Linked DNA regions of Homo sapiens: region 1 is linked to region 2. A link is an interaction called in ENCODE POLR2A ChIA-PET data of the cell type or tissue named here. Cell type or tissue: Caco-2. All regions are shown on one strand. Links, peaks and the distances in the headings refer to the core of each region. The heading gives the core; the rest is flanking DNA. Region 1 overlaps EGFR (epidermal growth factor receptor). Region 2 overlaps EGFR (epidermal growth factor receptor).

What was found. ChIA-PET counts read pairs that join two places held together with the same protein. Peaks named below come from ENCODE experiments on the same cell type or tissue, not always from the same donor. Only the 100,000 strongest peaks of a DNase experiment are listed, where the experiment ranks them.
Region 1: POLR2A ChIA-PET joins it to region 2 with 6 read pairs; 5 of 35 experiments call an interaction of 5 or more read pairs at or near these places.

The regions. Positions count from the first base shown.
Region 1 is chr7:55,205,649-55,215,037 of GRCh38, reverse strand. It overlaps EGFR (epidermal growth factor receptor), which reads right to left. Exons shown (of 28, transcript NM_005228.5): 28 at 3,410-9,389. Among named protein-coding and RNA genes, the nearest start is that of EGFR-AS1, 21 kb to the right of the region's middle. RefSeq lists an enhancer at 304-804. In Caco-2, for the core only: no CTCF peak of the experiment used is centred there; a DNase peak (open chromatin) is centred at 5,434.
Region 2 is chr7:55,069,112-55,078,500 of GRCh38, reverse strand. The region is part of intron 1 of EGFR (epidermal growth factor receptor); the gene reads right to left. Among named protein-coding and RNA genes, the nearest start is that of EGFR, 55 kb to the right of the region's middle. RefSeq lists enhancers at 3,943-4,112, 3,625-4,824. In Caco-2, for the core only: no CTCF peak of the experiment used is centred there; a DNase peak (open chromatin) is centred at 4,390; H3K4me3 peaks cover 260 bases.

The DNA.
Region 1 (9,389 bases), core at 1,000-8,999, 140 kb before region 2:
CGCTGTAGATCACACATCACATCTCTTTGTCCCTGACCCCTAAAGTCTGTATGTGGCACTGGCCAGTGTTCCCTTAGACTTGCCCTTGAGAAGCCAGTCAGCCCAGGCAAAGTGCAAGTGCAGAGAGAAGCGTGCCAGCACTTGAATATCTTGTGGGTTTGTCACTGCATTTCTGCTTGGGTTCAGGAAAGGTTAGATTATACAAGAGAGAAAGATGGAAGGAGAGGGGTCTGGAGAAGCTGAAAGGGTGACAGAAGCAACCTCTTTAGAATGAAAATAGTCAGTAAGGGGTGGCCCCAAGCCATCTGGAGTGAGAGAGGGATGGCTTTCCCAGGTCCCACCTCCACTCCCTCCGAGATAGAGCTGCACTGGAGGTTTTAAGGACATTACTGGTTCAAATAAGGGACTATGCAGTTTAGAAAAGTGAATGGGTTTTTAGGCGCCTGGAGGCTTTGGGCCTCCAGGTTCCTGTTGGGTTTTCAGGTGCCATTTGCCTGGGCAGTGCCGCCTTCAGTCCTAAGTGACGTGGACCCTGGCTTGCAGAGCCCCTGGCCTCCCCAGCCCCCCTTCCCCATATATGGGCTACACCCTTTCCCTGGGGGTGGGCAGAAAGGATACAAAGCTGCCAATCTGGTGCCTGCCCCTCTCTTTTCTGGGCCTCGCTCAGGTGCTGGGAATGTGGGGAGTCCTTGCCGAGTGTCCCCGGGCTGTGAGCCTGTTCAGAGCCTTCAGTGTGCACACCTAGAAGCTCAAGTTGTAGCCCAGGGGTGGCCTATTGTGGGGCAGGATTAAGCGACAGTTGAGAACTGAGAGGTGGGCGGTACAGGCTCACTTCAGATCTATGTGGGGGCAAGGAGCTGAGGACCGGGAATGCCCTTTGCTTGAGCTCAGAAGGGTTGACTCTCAGGAGCAGGGTAAAAAAGAGGTTTCTATTTCTTTTAGAACCCAGTCTCTAGGTTTCCTAGCCCTGCGTCCATGTAGAGAGAAAGATGGAAGGCAGAGGCCACAGAAGGCAGTGAGGGCAGGGCTGGCCTCCCCGGGGTGCATGTCCCCGGGGCTCAGAGGTGATGAGCACAGAAGGGTGAGGGTGCTTCAGGGCACACATTTATAAATTGCAGACATCTGCCCATGGGCTCCCTATCATGCTTTGTTTATTGTTTTTAAGACTAGGGCAAATACCAAATGTGATCTTGCTGCTTCTCGACCTGAGTGTTTAAAGGTCCTTTCTGGAGCAGTGGGACCTGAGCCCTATGAGGGGTGCACCCAAGGCCCGACAGGAAGAGCAGCTCCCTCCTGCACGTTGGACTCTCCATTCTAGGGAAATCGCCCATCTCCCCAGACAGGTATGATGACTTTTATAGGATTACTGGCCCAAAGGGAAAACCTCTTCCAGCTGAAACCCCATCTGCACCCAGCTTCAGCTGGAATCGTGACGGTCAGTGACAAATCAGTGGTGCCACTGAGTCTGCCCTGAGGTGAAGGCTGTTCAGTGGGATGGCCGGCCGTGGCCTCCACTTGGGGGAACATTTCAGGCTCAGAAAGCCAGCACCTCAGAATGCTCCCCATGCTTGTCTCATCTGCAGAATCTGGACTTCCTCCATATGGACTAAACCCCCTAATTGAAGGCTTTGATTATATTAAACCTGCATGTGCCTGAGGTGTTCCCAGGCAGCCAGGGTGTGGAGGCTCAGGAGCTGAGAGAGCAGTGGGTGCGGCGGGTTCCGATATGGGATGCTGGGCCTTGAGCAGAATGCTGGGAAGCTCCGGATTTTCTCATTGTTCGTGGACCTGGCTATCCTGAAGTCCTGCTTCCACAAGGAAATGTGGTTTACTCTCAGCCCCATGTTTGTGCATAGACAACGGATGGCATTCACCAGGAACAGCACAAAAGCAAAGCTGCGATCTTCCTGGAAACAATTAGAGTCAGCGCTGCGAGCATTAGGGGTGGTGTGAGCTGGCACAGCCTGCTTCCTGCCCTCACTTCTGTGTGAAAGAAACAAGGCAGGGCACTGTGCAGCCACCGGCTGGTGGAGGGAAAGGCGCCGGAGGGAGACGCTTTACAGAAGTCAGAGCCACCAGGAGCCCCAGGGCCATCCCATCAGGAGAGAGGAGCTGCGTCTGGTGCTGGTCCACTCTCTGATGCCTGCAGGAGGCACCCTGCCTGCCCTCCTCGCCCTGTGCATCCCCACCCAGCCTCCTGGCTGCTCGGCCCTTGATGCTGGGTTTTGGGAAGCTGTTCTCTCCTCTTTGGTAGCATCATCTGCTTCATCAACAGGTTTGCTTTTTCTCAGGTGTTGAGTTCAAATCCCCTAACTCTACTTTTACAGCTAGAACTGAGAAAACTATCTGTACTCATTTATCTGTTTAAGCGTTTAGACACAGAACCTGGGTTTTCTATAATGTGCCACATAACGATGTTCACATGGTCCCATATGATTATAATACCACGTTTTCACTGTGTCTTTTTAACATTTAGCTATGTTTATATACACAGATCCTTACCATTGTACTGCAGTTGCCTGCAGTATTCAGTACAGTCCCAGGCTGTACAGATCATTAGCCTAGGAACAACAGACTACGCCGTATCACTTAGGCTTGTGCTGGGCTGTGCCATCTAGATGTGTGAAGTACACTCTGTGATGCTCGCACGGTGATGACATCTCCTAATGATGCATTTCTCAGAACATGCTCCTGTGGTAAGGAAGCCTGACTGCAGTCTGAGCTCGGACTCCCTAGAACCCTCCCCTGCCACACCGTGGCTATTCCCGATGTGCAGGTAGTGGCTTCATTACATTAAACACGGCAGTGAGAGCTCCTGCCATGAAAGTTCTGGGTGGAGGGTGGGACCACCCACATGTAAGAGAGGTTGGCGGTGAGTGGGGCAGCTGAATGGGAGGCCCCTTGCCCATGCTGGGACCCACTTAATTCCTCTGATTTTTAGCAGAATCAGGGCAAACTTCTAATTATTTTGGTACTCTGAAGAAATAAAACCTGGGCTTGCCATAGAAAAATCTGTTCCATCAGGGAATTCCCTCTTGGCTCTGTGAAGGAGAAAAACTATGAAGAGATCTTTGGAATGAGGGGTCTCAAGGGCACTGGAAGGCTCTGGCATGTGAAGAGCTTGAGTTGGAATGCATCTGAGAGCCCGAGGGGCTGGCCCAGACACAGGAGGAAGCCTCCGAGCTGGCTTGGATTTTTTTTCCATTAAAAAGTTCTCTGGTTCCTGAGGTGCGATGGTGATGGTGGGAGAGGCTGGTTAGCGACAGGGGGGGCTCTCTGAACTTTCTGCTTAGTTTTGCTGTGAACCTAAAACTGCTCTAAAAATAATTTATTGATTTTTTAAAAAAGTTATCAGGAAAGAACACCTACAGTTGGTTAGATATGATTAATAACTAGTACCAACATGGCATTGTTAACAAAGAATACATTATTATTATTATAAGGTACTCAGGAGTAAAGAACAATGAATAATATACATCTAATTTTTTAATACTCAATGCACAATCAACATTTCTGATCAACAGTATAAACCATATAAAAGAGAATTCTGCTTTTCATTTGTACAAATACTGCTTTCATCATTGCAAAACTTTCAAGGTTAAAACGTACCATATGTTGAAGCTATAAAGCTATTGCTTGAATGTTTCTAAAACGAAGTTATTGCTGTCTGTTGTTAATCGGTTACATTGTCACCTCTAATACCAGTCATCAAATCCATAGGATCTCTTAATTTCCAAGAGATTGTATTGTACAGCAAGATTATTTTTGTGGCCAAATCAGGTCATAGGATTCCTTTTTTTTTAAAGATAAGTAAATGCATCCAGAAATGTATGCACAGATTTAAGTTTTCCCCATAGTTTTATCTGCTAGGTGATAGGGTGGAGCTTCTTAGTGCTTCTGCTGGGAATTCAGATAGGACAGACTTGCAGCCTCAGAGGACACACTGCAGGTAGTGCAGAGAGACATGGAAGGAAAACACACTGCCTGCTACATAGTTTTTATCCCAGGTATAATTTGTGAGGAATGTATAACAAATGTTTCTTAAAGCATGAATCCTCTTCTTGAATTCTTGTTTTTATGAAAGCCATCCAACTACTTACTCAATCCTCTTGAAATCTGCCTTTTGTAATGTAACTGATAGGCCAGCGTTTTCTTTCACTGTGGGAAATAAAGGCTACTTGGTTGCTTTAGGGAGGGCAACAATGTCAGCTGCATAAGCAGCAAGAATATTATATTTTATTACTAGTCCACCCTTAATAAAGAGAGAAACCTTAGGAAATGGAAAGAGGTGTCTGTTTTATATTTCCTTTGCTTTTCAACCATTGTTTAGACACTCTCCCTTCTAGTGCTTGGAGAACCTTCATGGAAACTCTGTTCAGGTTCTTGACTCTCAGCGACAGATGTGGAGGTCTTTGTGTCTTAGCTCTCTAGGCCTGAGAATCACATACACCTGCAGAATTTGCCTCCAAGTCCATGTCCTTGTGGCTAATCCCTAGGCCAGTAGTTCTCAACTTTGGCCGCACATTGGAATGACCTCAGGAGCTTTAAAAACTACGAATGCTTGGGTTTCAGCCCCAGAGATTTGCGTTTAATCGGTCTGAGGTGTAGCTGGGCTTCAAGCTTTTAAAAGCTCCTCAGGTGATGTCACTGCAGCCAGGGCTGAATAACTTCTCTAGGGTGGCTGGGCCCAGGCTTGGTAAGACTGTTGGTGAACTAACCAAAGTGTGCTGAACATTATTAGGCTCTCCAGACATGTCTAGTTTATACTGGTAAATGCATATCAATTGTAAATATAAAAATAAAATTTGCATTGAAGTCACATTATATATATAAACCAACAAAGTGCTATGTTATTGCTTTTCTTACATGTACAGGGTTACACTGGCAGATGATGAGAGTATGGCATGCAACTGGATTTTTCTAGTAGTAACAACAGTGAGCCCTTTCCATTAACACTGCCCCAACAGAACCTGCCTCAGACCAAGCTAAATGTGCTTTCCATCATCTTTTAAAATTTCCTAAATATAAAAACGATGCTTCTCTTCTTCACCATGACAATGACCTAGCTTAGCTCCCCAATGAGGTTGTGCCTTTTTATAAGAGAGAGAAAGGGCTTTCCTCTTGCCTCAACTTAACCCTTTTAAACAAAGATTTCAGTTTCAAATTTTGATTCTATTGCAGTCTCTCTAAAGTAAACTGTGTTTGTTTTAGTAGAAAAATGAGTTTCTAAAAATATATTGTACAAAGTTCAGTGCTACATAAAGAGAACTATATCCCGCAACAAAGTTACAAAAATAGATTTACATTTAAAAATCCTGTCTGTGTCTTCAATAGTACAAAGCTGTACCCCTGGTATGGCAGGTGTGGCTGGTGAAAGAGGCAAGGATTTCTGTTCTGTAAGGTTTTACAGCCCCCAGGCAAGGAAATGTGAGCAGATCATTATGTTGCAATAAAAGTGTGTGCTTATCACAAGAAAGAAATGCAGAGTAGACATTGAGGGCAATTTCAACAGGTGTTGCCTACGTGGAATAGCAGCTCACTCACAAAGGAGGGAAGAGACTGGTTTCTATAACTTACTTAGAGAATGCAGAGGGTCCCAGGGCGTTTTCAAAGCTCAGGTGGGGGTATTTGCCCCTTTCCAGCTGAACTGCTGGTGAGGATGAATTGAACGCTTTTGAAATGAGCCAAGTCTCAGGCTTATCAGTGACTGCAGATTGTTCTCTCCACTGCACATGGGAATCTCTACCCTACCCAGCCTTTTATTCTACTCTGACGGGGGCTCTGGTACAGACCCACAGTCTTGTACAACTGAAGACCCTAGAAATAAGGGTTTCAACCCTGGTTGCCCATTAGAATCATGAAAGAGCCCCCGAGATTTGGGTTGAATTGGTCTGCAGAGACTCCAGGCCCCTTCTTTTGAAGCTCCACAGATGATTCTTTTCTGCCTGAGGGGAGGTGCTGAGTTCCCATCACCCACCAGCTTCATCCTACACAAGTGCAATCAGAGGCCTAGTGAGAGTGGCACTGGGGGGTGGCCCCCCAGCGAGTGCCAAGTAGATCCCACCAGGCCCTTCCTTTAGGCCAGAGGTTCTAGAAACTTTGATGAATGTTGCAATAACCAGGGGGTGCTCTGAAAAGGCCCTACGGCTGGGCTGCACCTGAGAAAATCAAGCCACAGTCTTTCTGGTTGGGACCAGAAGATTCCCAAGGGCAGCCGCCCTTGAGAACCAGTGCCTTTCCTGCTAAGCAATCCATAGTCCCCTTATGTCTGCAGTTGTGAGGCAGGGGTGGTAAGTCACAACATCAAGAACTTTCAGCAAACACCTAAGCTTTGGTGTCATCAGCTGGAGTGCAATAGGATGCATCCACAGTGCTCCCCCTTACAACCTGGACTCACAGCGAATATAGAGTTTAGAAGACTCATCCCTTCTCTGATCCCTCATGGGGTGACGGGCATGGTGTAATTAGAGGAGCTCCTTAGAGATGATGCAAGAAGATGCACGAAGGCTGGCGGCACCTATGAATGTGAGCTCTCAGCTCCTTACTTTCCTTCGACCTCTGTTTCCAAAGACCACATCTGAAGCTGGGGTCATGGGGTAAGGTCTTCCAGGAACTGACTGAGGAAGAAACAGCCAATGGACAGGCTTTCTGTAGGGTATTAAGGCCAGGCTATCAATCAGGAAGACCTTCAGGGATGGAGTCCAAGCTTTGAGTACTGACTGATCAGGGCTGTTAGGTGAAAATCATGGGACTTTGGGCAGCTCCTCTCCTGACCTGCCCATCACAGTCGCCAGATCCGTGAAGAGGCTAAGGGCTTTGCGGCTTCTACCAGACAGAACTGTGCCTCCCTGGACAGATGAAGTGAGAACTATTTTGGGAAGCACAATCTTAAAATTAATAGAATTTAGCAACTAAACTTTATGGTGGAAAATTAAAATATGAAGAAGAAAGCTAGAATAGCTTTTGCTCTTTTATTAAGTTACTGTTTCAAACTACAAAAATACTAGAATTTAATGCTACAATGTGACTCACTTACAACTGACCTGCCTCATCGATCATCTGCTTCTTGACACATAAGTGACAGCAGAATGTAGGTCCTTCTGTTTCCCAGTTCTGACTGAAATATTTCTGCATGTCCTGAGGTGAATGAATAATGAAAGTGGTTAACTGACAATATAAAATCTCAGATTCTTAGAAATGTTGTGTAGTCTTCTCACTAAGCATGTGCAGAGATGATAGCTCAAAATCCCCCTGGGGGCTGCAACTTTTAGGGAACTTGTGGGATGCTCCAAGCTCATCCCCTGGCTTAGAGGGAGCAGGTTGTTTAGGGTGACTGACCTCAGCCTTATGTGGACTTTAGCAGTGGAGGCCTCTGGCAGCTGTTTCCTCGGTCAGGGTGCCCCTGATGCACCTGCACTTTCCACCTCCCCGCTGACTGAGACCTGGTCATCCTCCTGTGAGGCCTCCCTTCCAGGTCTCCTCAGGCAGGACCCAACCTCCCTGCTCTGTGCTCTCACAGTGCCTGGCTGATGGGTCCTGTCTGGCATTTGTCACGTTGTTTTAAGGTTAGCATCTATGAGTCCATTTCCTTTGCTAAATTGTGAATTTCTTAGAATCAGGGACTATGTTTTATTTATCTTTGTATCTTTCATACCCATACCAGGCTAGTATAGATGCTTAGGGGTATTTGAGAGCATAATAGAGTGGAAATGAATATAGTTTTATTTTCATTGAGACAAAAATCAAATACTTTCTTAACAATGCTGTAGGGGCTCTGACTGATCTGGGAGTCAAAAATTACTTTAAAAGCAAAAGGAACATTTTGTATGTGTGTGTGACTGAACATAACTGTAGGCTGAAAATATTTTCTGAACCATTTCTTCCTTGATAAATTGGATGGGGTGGATATTGACTAGGAGAGTTTAAAACACTGTTTACAAAGGACTGCTGTTAACCAGTCAGGTTACAGGGCACACACAGATTAGGAAAAAAGGTGGGCTCCTAACTAGCTGAATCTTCCAATCTTCCAATTGTAGAGAAATTATTTTAGGAAGGAACTTTTTTCCTTCTAAAACATCTGCAAATGTTGTGAAAGCATTATCAATTTCAAACCCTAGTTTCATATTTACTACCTGAATTCCACACTACTCATAATGCTACTGTCATTCGCACCTGTAAAATGCCCTGTTGTGGCCAGAGCTGTAAGTGCTTGAATAGATGACTCAAGGCAGAGACACTTTTTGTGTGACAAAGCGTAAGGAGGGGGTTTGGGGGCAGCTGACCTGGAGGGAACATATACTCTTTGAGTAAAAAGCTTTTGAAGTGAAGTAAAAGGAGAAAACTATCTTCCATAAGTAACACAAACTAATTTTGGGGGGTTGGGGTGATGGCTAAAGGAGATTTCAGAGCAGCTTCATTTTTGTAGTCTTCTGATCTATGCCCCAAAGGACCTGATGCATTTCATCTGAGCCTCAAATTAGGAGATACGTTTTTGCGAGAACAAAAGCGGTGCTATCCTTAGGTATTCCACATTCTCAGCTGTGGGCTATTGGTCCAAATGCTGATGAATCCAATGTGGGCTGGAATCCGAGTTATTATTTGATGTGTCATCCTCTCTTGCTGATTTCATGACAGCAAGACAGGGGCAGCATACTGAGTTTCAAAACAATGGAATGGAAGACAAACAAGTCAGTCTAACGCTCATGACTGGAAACCACTGGTCCATCAGTGGGGAGTAAGTACCGTGGGGACATTTTTACAAAAGTAAGTCTAAGGAAGAATTCCATCCCCTCCGTTTCTTCTTTGCCCAGGAAGGGACAGAGTGGCTTATCCTACTGTACCTGCCATGACTTGATACAGTACCGATCCGGCCTGCTGGGGCCATGAAGGCCTTCTTGGATCTTTAGTGTTTTGCAGTGGAAGCCTTGAAGCAGAACCACTGGAATCAAGCATCCTCTGGAAGACTTGTGGCTTGTGCTCCTTGCTCACAGTTGGGCCTGGATGAACTCAGGGTAGCAAGTGCTACCAGCAAGCTTCTTCCTTGTTGGAAGAGCCCATTGAAGTAAAAATCAATAGCGACAATGAAAAACTCCAAGATCCCCAATCAATAAAAATCCTCACATATACTTTTTTTTTTTTTCAAATATACCTCTTTGAAAGATAAATTTCTGCTCAAAGGGACAATATTCTTGCTGGATGCGTTTCTGTAAATGCTTCACAGTTTGAAGACAAAGGAATGCAACTTCCCAAAATGTGCCCGAGGTGGAAGTACTTCCTGGCTAGTCGGTGTAAACGTTGCAAAACCAGTCTGTGGGTCTAAGAGCTAATGCGGGCATGGCTGTTGGGATGGAGGACCTGCTGTGGCTTGGTCCTGGGTATCGAAAGAGTCT
Region 2 (9,389 bases), core at 1,338-9,337:
GAGGACGCACATAAACCCTATGCACCGAGGCATCCCAGGGTTGGTGCAGCTAGCACACATGCTTTAGGAGTGACAAACACGAAGTGAAAAATAGTGTCTCTACGTGGCGTGGTACCCTGGGGATGGGGCTGGAGCCTCAAGATACGGCTGCGTCGAGGCGGCTTCCTGGCACCGCTCTGGGCTGTGGCGGTGGGGTGGGGTGGGGGGTGTCCCAGGACAGTGAGGACGCGGGACGCGGGGCTTGGGGTGTGTGCGGGGCCCAGGGCCTGTCCCATGGACAGGGTGGTCCTCATCCCCTCCCTGCCGCCTTGCTCCTTCTCCCCTCCCCACACGCCACACACCCAAATACCCCAGGACAGGAACACGGCACGGTGGACAGGAGCAAACCCTGCACAGTGCCCAGAAGGTCTGCAGGAGCTTCTTCTTCCCTTTGACTCGCGCACGTTATTCTAAACTGTTCCTGGGCGTACCTTACCCCAAGAGGGCCAGCCACTGCCTCCCCCTCCACACCCACGGCGTCACCGGTCCCTGCAGATAGCGTCTCCCTGGTGCAGCATTACACCCTTGCAAAGCTCCGCTCGCCAAACAAAGCTGCGCTGACGGCCTCCAGTTCCTGCTCAGGGTTCAATGTCCAGCTCTTCGGAGCTGCCTCTGTTTAAAAGAAAAGACGGGCCTGCATCTGGAAACTACCTCTCCCAGGTTTCTTTTTTAAGAGCATTTAACCCATTTTTTCCCCAAGCACCAAAGAGTTTCTGCAGCCCCATAGAAGCCTCCCGCTCTTCCATGAGAGCCTGGAGTTCTTGCACCGCCTGTTTCCTAGTTCTCTAGCAGTCTTGGTCTTTCGGTGCAAGCAGCTGCCCTACCCTGAGTTACCCTGGCTTAGTTCCACTTGGAAGTAAACATTTCTGTCATTTAATTATATCATAATCATGCTGGAAGGAATTAGACCAGCAAGTGTGAGGCAGGGTGTGCAAAAGGGCACACAACACACACACACTTTTCACTGTCAGAGAAAAAAAGGAGGACACATTTTTACTTCCAATGTAAAATGACAAGATCAAGATCAGAAAATTTAGTGATGAAATTGTACTATGATTTATATTGCGCTGAATTTTATTCACTATTTTAGCCACACAGGAAGATAATTTCACAGCCTTAAGATGATATTTTTTGCTGAAATTTTATTTAATTATTATCAAGGAATTTTTCTGTGTGCTTGAGGCCCTGTGCTAGGCACACTGATGTCTCAGTTTAAAAATACCACACCCAGCAAAGAATAGTAGTCAATAAAACTGCCATATTTTCTGCTAGGCTTACAAAGGATGAAGATCTGACCGAAATACCATCTTTGGAATCTTTGGGGTCTAAATAATAATCTGTAATTGACCTCATGAAGACATTGAATGATTTACCAACTCATCCATTAGTACATGGTGTTCAATAGTTGTACTCACATATTGGGATTGACATGGATTTTTGTATGGCTTACATTCTGCCTTTGTGTATCTTATGACTGTAGTGAACTCAGTTTTCTAATGTCCAAGCAGAGGATGGCTTAGGTCTTTGGCTGCTAGTCAATTTCCCTCATTCCCTAACTGTTTTATTTGTCATATATTTATTGATAGCCTACATGACAACAGCTAATGATGGAGTGGCAGGCATTATGAAAATAGATAAGCGGGTGGTCAGAGCTCTGATGGAAATTATGTTGTAGTATATATATTCTGACATACGAAGAACTCTTCAGGAGTGAATGAACCATGTGCTCTACTAATGAAGTTCAAAGGGAAAGAAACTACAGTATTCCTCAGTGGGGGTGGGTGCCATGCACAATAAGTAGGTTTCATTGCAATGAGCATTGAAAATCACCTAGATGATAATAGGCGAAGGGGTGTGAGTATGTTGTTTTGTTTGCTTGGCTACTTTTGGTTGGTGTGTATGTGTAAAAATAGGCCTATCAGATGATGGAATAAAAAGAGGAATCTTTTTCTGGACATTAGTTGTGTTTCTAAGTCTAGGCCACAGAGTGTCCTAAAAATTGTAATCATTAAAGTTAATATGCCTAACAGTGCTTATCAGGATTTTTTTTCCAACCAATGAAACTAGATTTTACTGGTGCCCTTGAGTCTTGATAATAAAACTCAAGGACATCAGTCTTGTATTTGCCTGCATTTCCCATTAGATTGAAGGAAGTTACAAGGCTTTCTTGGGTTTTAAGAATATTTGACATGCGTTACCATTTCTGTTGATTTATTCATTTGTACTGAGAATCATATTTTAATTCAGAATTTCAGCAAGGTGTAGGCTTGAAAAATAAAGCCCTCATGCAGCTTGGATTTCGTATTAATACATCTCAAGCTTGTACAACACTACTAACAGAATGTTATAATAAACCATACCAGTATCCCAAAGAGATGCTTTAATACCAAATGTCTCATTTATAACAAATTACTAATGGACAATTGCTAGGCTGGACAAGTGAACAAGGACAATTAATTGAGGTAAACAGGCTTGGACATTTCCAGTTGAATGGAAATTTCCACGCGATGTGCTTGCTTGTCTCTTTGTAAAGAACTGTTGTGCAGAGTTCCACTATTGCACCCCCACCCCTTGAAAGCCAGCCCATCTAATTTAATGCTCTTTTTAGCTCAGCAAATTCTGATTTGGAGAGTTGATGTGCATGGATTTTTGTGCAATCTTATTTACAAATCAACTGAAAAAAAAATAAAGAGTTCCAATCCCAGAGTACACTGTGTAGCTCTGAGCGTGCCAGAGAAGGCAGCTGTGGTGCACTTGTGATGGCCTCTGAGGGCTCTGGGTGCTGTCCTCACTACGGTGGTAGGTTCTGCTGCCTGAGTGTATCCATTACAGGAACTCGAGCTTTGGGTGGCCCATTATAACCCAGCTCAAGAGGATGTGTCTCCAAGTTTCAGGAGGAACATAGCTGTACATCAGCTGCAATGTTCCTGTGACCTAATCTAGGGGGAAATTCAGATTGGTAAATTTGTTCCAAAACACATTGTTGCATTGTTGTGGTAGTGGTTGCTAAGTCCATTCCCCAGTGAATATATTCTGAAATTAGATATAAACTATCTATATTATAAAAGCCCTAAAACAGGAAATTCTGTCATGTTGGTCACAGCTCAATTAATAAAATGACCTCCATACAAAGAAGGGTTCAGAGTGAATGAAAAGTGGCCACCGGTGTGGAGGAAGCTGGAGGCCTTCACAGATAAGTTAGGCCCAAACTGTCCTAGGTAGTATCCTCTGGTTGGTGGAATTCTTTGAAACATTTTTTTTTTTTTTTTTAGCTCCTGCTTCAACTTTAATTTGCTCTGCCCTTTAGAAGAATGCAGGCTGCAACCGTGGCCCCTGCCCTGGCCCTGGCTGCCCACTGATGGTCTGGGCTACCTACACACCCTTTGGCCTTCTATTCAGTTACTTACAAATGCTCTTTAAAAGTCTTAAGAAGATGACAAAGTGATTTTACTGGTATTGTGAGTTATTTTAGTTGCTCTTATACTGATTTTCCATGAATGTGATTGTTTTAATAGTAACCTTTGCCAAAGATTTCTAAAATAGATTTCTAAAATACCATGCAATCTCAAGGTTCAAATTCTGGATGAAAATAATGTTTTGTTGAAATGATCTTCCAAAGAGAACACCGTGCTTGGTAATTAGAATGACAGGTTAAGCATTATTCTTCAACTACCATAAGGAAAAATAATCTTGTCTTTGCCACCTAATTGATTTGCTTACTAATTGATTTAAAATGTCCTTTCACTTTAATGAGTCTGTCTATTTACAGTGGTAGTTTATAAGGTTAAAGTATGCATTCCCAAATATTAGATATTCTTTAATCATGTCGTATATCCAAGTTGAAAACAGTAGGTATTTGGGGAGCAAGCAAGACGATATTTAAAATAATTAGGTATTTTTTAAAAATTCATATTATTCTCAAAAATAATTCTGGAAAGACTTCGGTGGCCTTTCACATTGAATGAGAGAATATGATGTCACCACTTACACTTTCTGTTTCTGTTTTATGTTCACAAACCAGGCCAGGGGGCCAGCTGTAAACCCACATTCTATTTTGATTACATTGTCATAACTTTCAGTTCTAACTGGAGAAAGCCAGAATTTAAATCTAGCCAGAGTATTAATGCTGCTCAACCAGGAGGGAAATGAAAGTGGGATCTCAGAGTGAACATGTGGTCCTTCCGAATTTCCTCCTGGACCTGGACAGGACTCATGGTCGAACCCGAGATCCTGAAACATTTTCACCGTGACTCAGAGTGAGCAGGAAGGGTGGGGCTGGCCTCTTTGTTTTCTCACAAGGTTAATAGCGTGTACCTTAGAATGAGCCAGAGCGCAGCAGGGGTAACAGCACATGGCTTAGCCTTCGCGAGGCAGATGTGGTGAATGAGCCGTTGAGACCGCCCCTGACAACGTCAGGCTGTTTGCAGTACCCATGGGCCTCGCCCTCTCCAGACTAGGGGAAGGGTGTGTCTGAGATGCAATCTAAGAAATGATCATTCTTTAAATTCTAAAGGTGAAGAGATGTAAACAGCATTTTAATTATAATTTGCCTAAAATGTGTTTCTTGTAGAGGATAGGCATCCCTGTGCACATGCAAAATCTTGGAAGAAAAATATATGTTGAGAAGGCTTGACTAAGGGACAGAACAAATAGCACGCTGGTTTTCTGTTTTCCTTAACGCTGATAAGGTCAGAAGAGCTGTGAATGTCTCTATGTAATTAACAGGGTGCAAAAGAACAGGAACGAGATTCAGGGGACTCCAGAAAGAACTTTAATTTCTGTTCCTTGGTTTCCTCATGGGACACATGGGACGAAGTATTAATAGCTATAAATGCCCATAACAACTGAGATTTGATAGTAAATTCCAAATTAAGTTAACACTTGAACTTTATAAAAAATACACACTTCATTTCCCTATGGGCCATATACAAAATGTGAGCTGCAATCAAAGTCCTGGCTAGGGAGTTTCTGGTAACGTGTCTGTATTATGGGATGTACACACTGAGAAAAGCATTGATCACTGCACCTGCAGAAGCCTTTCCAGCATGTGCCTCACCCACATACTGCCTGAAAGTCTTCTGAGAATCATTCTATAGTCACAAAAAAATCCCCTGGGAAGGTCCTACACTCATACCTATTTTACAGATTGAGGAAGTGGGTTGAGAGGCTTGATAACTTGTGCAAGGCAGCGTGGCTGGTAAGCAGACACTCTTCACAATTGCACTATGCTGTCTGCAATATCCAACTGCCCTTTCCTTGATCCGGCACATAGTTTGAATTGAGGGAAGTCTTTCAGTATTTAGAAAAATCACAGATGACTAAATGGTAAAATAGCAGAAACAATGAGTGAGAAGTTAGATATTTGCTTCATTCCAAGGGAAGAGAAACGACAAAGTAGTCAGGTAGTTAGCCAAAAGCTCAGCCTCCAAGAGCAGTCAGATATAGCAAAGCCTGAGAATTCCTTATCTAAAAGTAGTGAAATGTGAAAGGCTAACATGAGAAATTTCATCCTGATTATAAGGAAATTTTCCAGACAGTGAAGTGAATTGAACTGTAATCATGTACCTAAAAAGAAATCATGAAAGTCCTTTGTGTATGGCATTTTAGAAACTGACAAGCACACAGGAAAGAAGGCAGGTTCACTGACTCCAGACATCTTTCCATCTGCACTATCTTTTTAAGGATTACTTTAAGGACCTCAAAAGGAGACAAAACAGCAGACTGTTAAAAGCAGCCGTCAATATTTATCTAAACACAATGAAGCAACTGCTTGTGCTACGACAAGCAGTAATAAAATGATGGGACTACCACTGTTGGTCCTATTAGTGGAAACAATTAATAGAAAAATGGGCCAACATGAAACTGTTGGTAACTTTGTAAGGGAAAATCACTTCCCTAAAAAAGGGAACGGCATCAGCATCACCACTCATGAGAGCAATGATTGACACTTCACATGCACCAGCAAACCTCATCCAGCCCGCAGCCCTCTGAGGAAAGCACTGCTGACAGCTCCATGGTGCCCACCAGAAAATGCAGGTGCAGCTGCTTCAGGAGCTTACTCAAGTCCCACAGCTGGTAAGTGGGACAGCTGGGATTTGCACCACATTCCTCTGACTCTGATGAACGTGCTTTTGTCCGTGATATAATGCCACAAATAGAGCTCTAAAATCCACCTTGAGTAGGCAGTATACTCCAAAGTTGTGCAGAGTACAGACTAGTAATAGGTACAATTGCTAGTAATAGCTACAACGCTTAAACTGATGTTGCATACATTTAAAATTAAGTTTGCATTTGAACTTGATAAAACGTGTGCATTTAACTTACTTCCCTGCAGGTCACATACGAAATGAGAGCTGGATTCCAAGGCCTAACCAGGGAGTTTCTAGTATTACTGTGGCACACAGTGGACGCTGCACTGACCACAGTGTGTGCGAAAGTATTTCAGGTCTCTCTACTCCATTTTCTCTGCAGTACTCTCTGACCCAATCCAAGAGAAAAATGTGCTGCAATATTGGCTGTCTTCTGTTGGTGTTGCTAAGTTACTGAATATTTTGCCTTGCCTTGCCCAGAAACTGTGTTAATTGTCTTTAAAGAGATAAGCTACATTCTGGAACATCTTTGTATATGCCCTAAATGTACTGAGTATTTTTGTAAAATAAATTTTGTTCTATTCTTTCTCTCTCAAATATAATTTGGAGAGAACCATGTGATTCTGTACTAATTTGAAACATAAATCTCTAACATATTATTAGTATATAAGCAGAAAAATATCTTTTTTTAGAGTCCTTGGGAGCTGTGCGTGTGCCTACGCAGGCACACCCATGCATCCTGGTAAGACTGCCTAGAAAGGAAGAGACCCATGCTCTGAAAGGGATGATGACATTGAACAGAGAACATGATGGATCACAATTCTGCCAGTGAAGGCAGGGCAGGTGGAGAGGTGGGTGCTGGTCTGGTCCCTGTGTTTAACACAGCCAGGCCATCTGTTTTAGTCCTCTTTTCAAAAAACACATTTTTGAGAGAACTTAATTTATTTCTTGAAGGTTCCGAATAATGAAAAAAGAATAGGCAAAATACAATTTTATATAACAGAAGGCAAATTGAAACACATATTCAAAATGCTTGCTTCTTTTCTTTTGCCCCTAAAGTCTTCACGTGAAAATATACAAAGGCAATTTTGGAAATCAGCATATGTGTTCCTATCTTCTATGAGTTCTCTACCTCACGCAATTAATGGAATGGGAATGGGGGCAGAAGCCTTCCAGCTCTTGAACAGTAACACCAACCCTCCAAATTCCTTTCTACTTCTTCCTAACAGTGGTGGAAACTTGCTCAGTGTCAGGGCTGGGCTTTAGGGAGGTCCTGAGACACCGGAGCCACAGAAGGGCCAACGTTCCACCTCTGGGGCTGTCTCCACGTTGTTCCTCCTGCTAGCGGCGTTTGGCACAGGCCTTACCTGCTCTGAGCCACTGAAACAGCCGGTGGGATGTGTATACCCATGTTGCCATGGAATAAAGCAAAACTTTACAAAGCTTGGATTAAATAAGATTCTCCTAGGATCTGCCGGCTTTATTAATTTCTTTTTCTTTGCTCCACTTCCTTTCCTTTTTCAAGACTGGTATAGGGGAAGGAGACAAATTTAACAGCTCAGCAATGGTTCTGTCTACGGATAGAAATAGCAAGAAACGAGGAAATCCAAGCTCTAGGATGTGTGATTTCTTCTTGCACATGTTTGCAAATTTGCTTCTACAATCAGCCCTGGCTGCGAATTAAGACATAAACTGGGGGACTCAGGGCCGTTTGCAAATAATCGCCTGCGCACATCCCAGTCGTCTAATCTGTGACAGGCAACTGTTGGACTGGAGGATGGCAAAGTCCTCTTCCAACTCCAGGTCTTGTCAATGTTTCACAGGCTGCTGCTGCTATTATGTACGCATGTTTGTATGTATCTATGCATTTATTTGTATCCCCGAACTAAACAAAAATTAGATAAATAGTCCAACACATTGGTTCTTTTCCCACCGTAGTTGGGGCAATTTGTCCGAAGATGAATGACCTCACTATATTTTAGGCAGTGGAGGTTTGCTGAGGCATGAAAGTTAGTGATTTTTTGTGAATATTTAACAGAGAAGAAGTAAGCTGATGATACCAGGGGACTCAGAACTTATCCTGTCTAACCAGGAAGAAAGAGAAGTATTGTGCCCTGAAAAGCAAGGAAAAAACCCAGAGCTTTCATTGCTCGGAAAAGATAGATAGCATATTCCCTCTGAGTTTTCTTAGATGCAGCCTGGGATAGGGGAGAAAATGTAACATTCAGAGAAAGGTGGGATACAGCATATAGCATTGTTCTCCTTTTTAAATTAATTAAAGCTTTTTTTCCTAAGTATGTTTGTATTCATGTACTTTTCAAGTGTGATGTTCAAAAAACAATGCAACTTTTTACTAAATTTAAAGATACTTCAGGTAATTTCTCAGTTTTGTACATGATGTATTCCTGAAGGCTTTTCTGAAAGTAGACTCTCTGAAAATTAAGCAACAAGGTTGTGTGTATGTGTGTGTAAGTGTGTATGAGAAAGACAGAGAGACAGAGAATGATGATTAGTGGGTTATCACACTTCTATGACCACTGGAGACAGCAGTTAGGTAACTATGGGGGTTCCTTGTAAGGATTCTGTCTTTAACACTAGAGTCTATGCAGGCATCTTCCTGAGTTCACTGCATCTACCAGCCCTGCTGTGGGTGGTCTGCTATTTAAATGCCTGCTGACACTGTCAAAGGGACCTGAAGTTGGGAGAATGGAGAGGAGTGTGTCTTTGCTCATCACAGCTTCACGACCTAGGAGGTCACCAATCCTGGAGAGGAGGACAAAAGCCAAGCTGGAGTCTGGTCTTGGGGGTAAAGTACGTGCTGGGTTCTGTGGCTCCCAGGACTGAGCAAGAACCAGGTCTGATGTGCTTGGTCACCAGGGCCTGTGAGGCCCCATGGTGGGGAGCTGGGATGCAGTAGAACAAGGGGTCTTTTTAAGCATGACCTTGTGCCCACTGTCTTTCTGTCTGAGGCTGTTTATTATTAGCTCAGCAGATACTTGCTGCACATATCCCGTGTGCAGCAATCACCACACGAGCTAAAAAGTATCCCTTGCTGGAGGATCATCAACGACTCATTTTGCAGCTGAGGACAGGCTGTTTGGCACTCAAGGGCCACCTCGATAAAATTCCTTTTTACATGAACAGCAGTTTCAGGAGAATGAATTGTCTTAATTATCTGAATTTTAGAAAAAAATTAACCATAGAGCATTTGCTAGGTTTATTTGCATTTAGTGAATTTCACTTAAAAATACTACAATAATG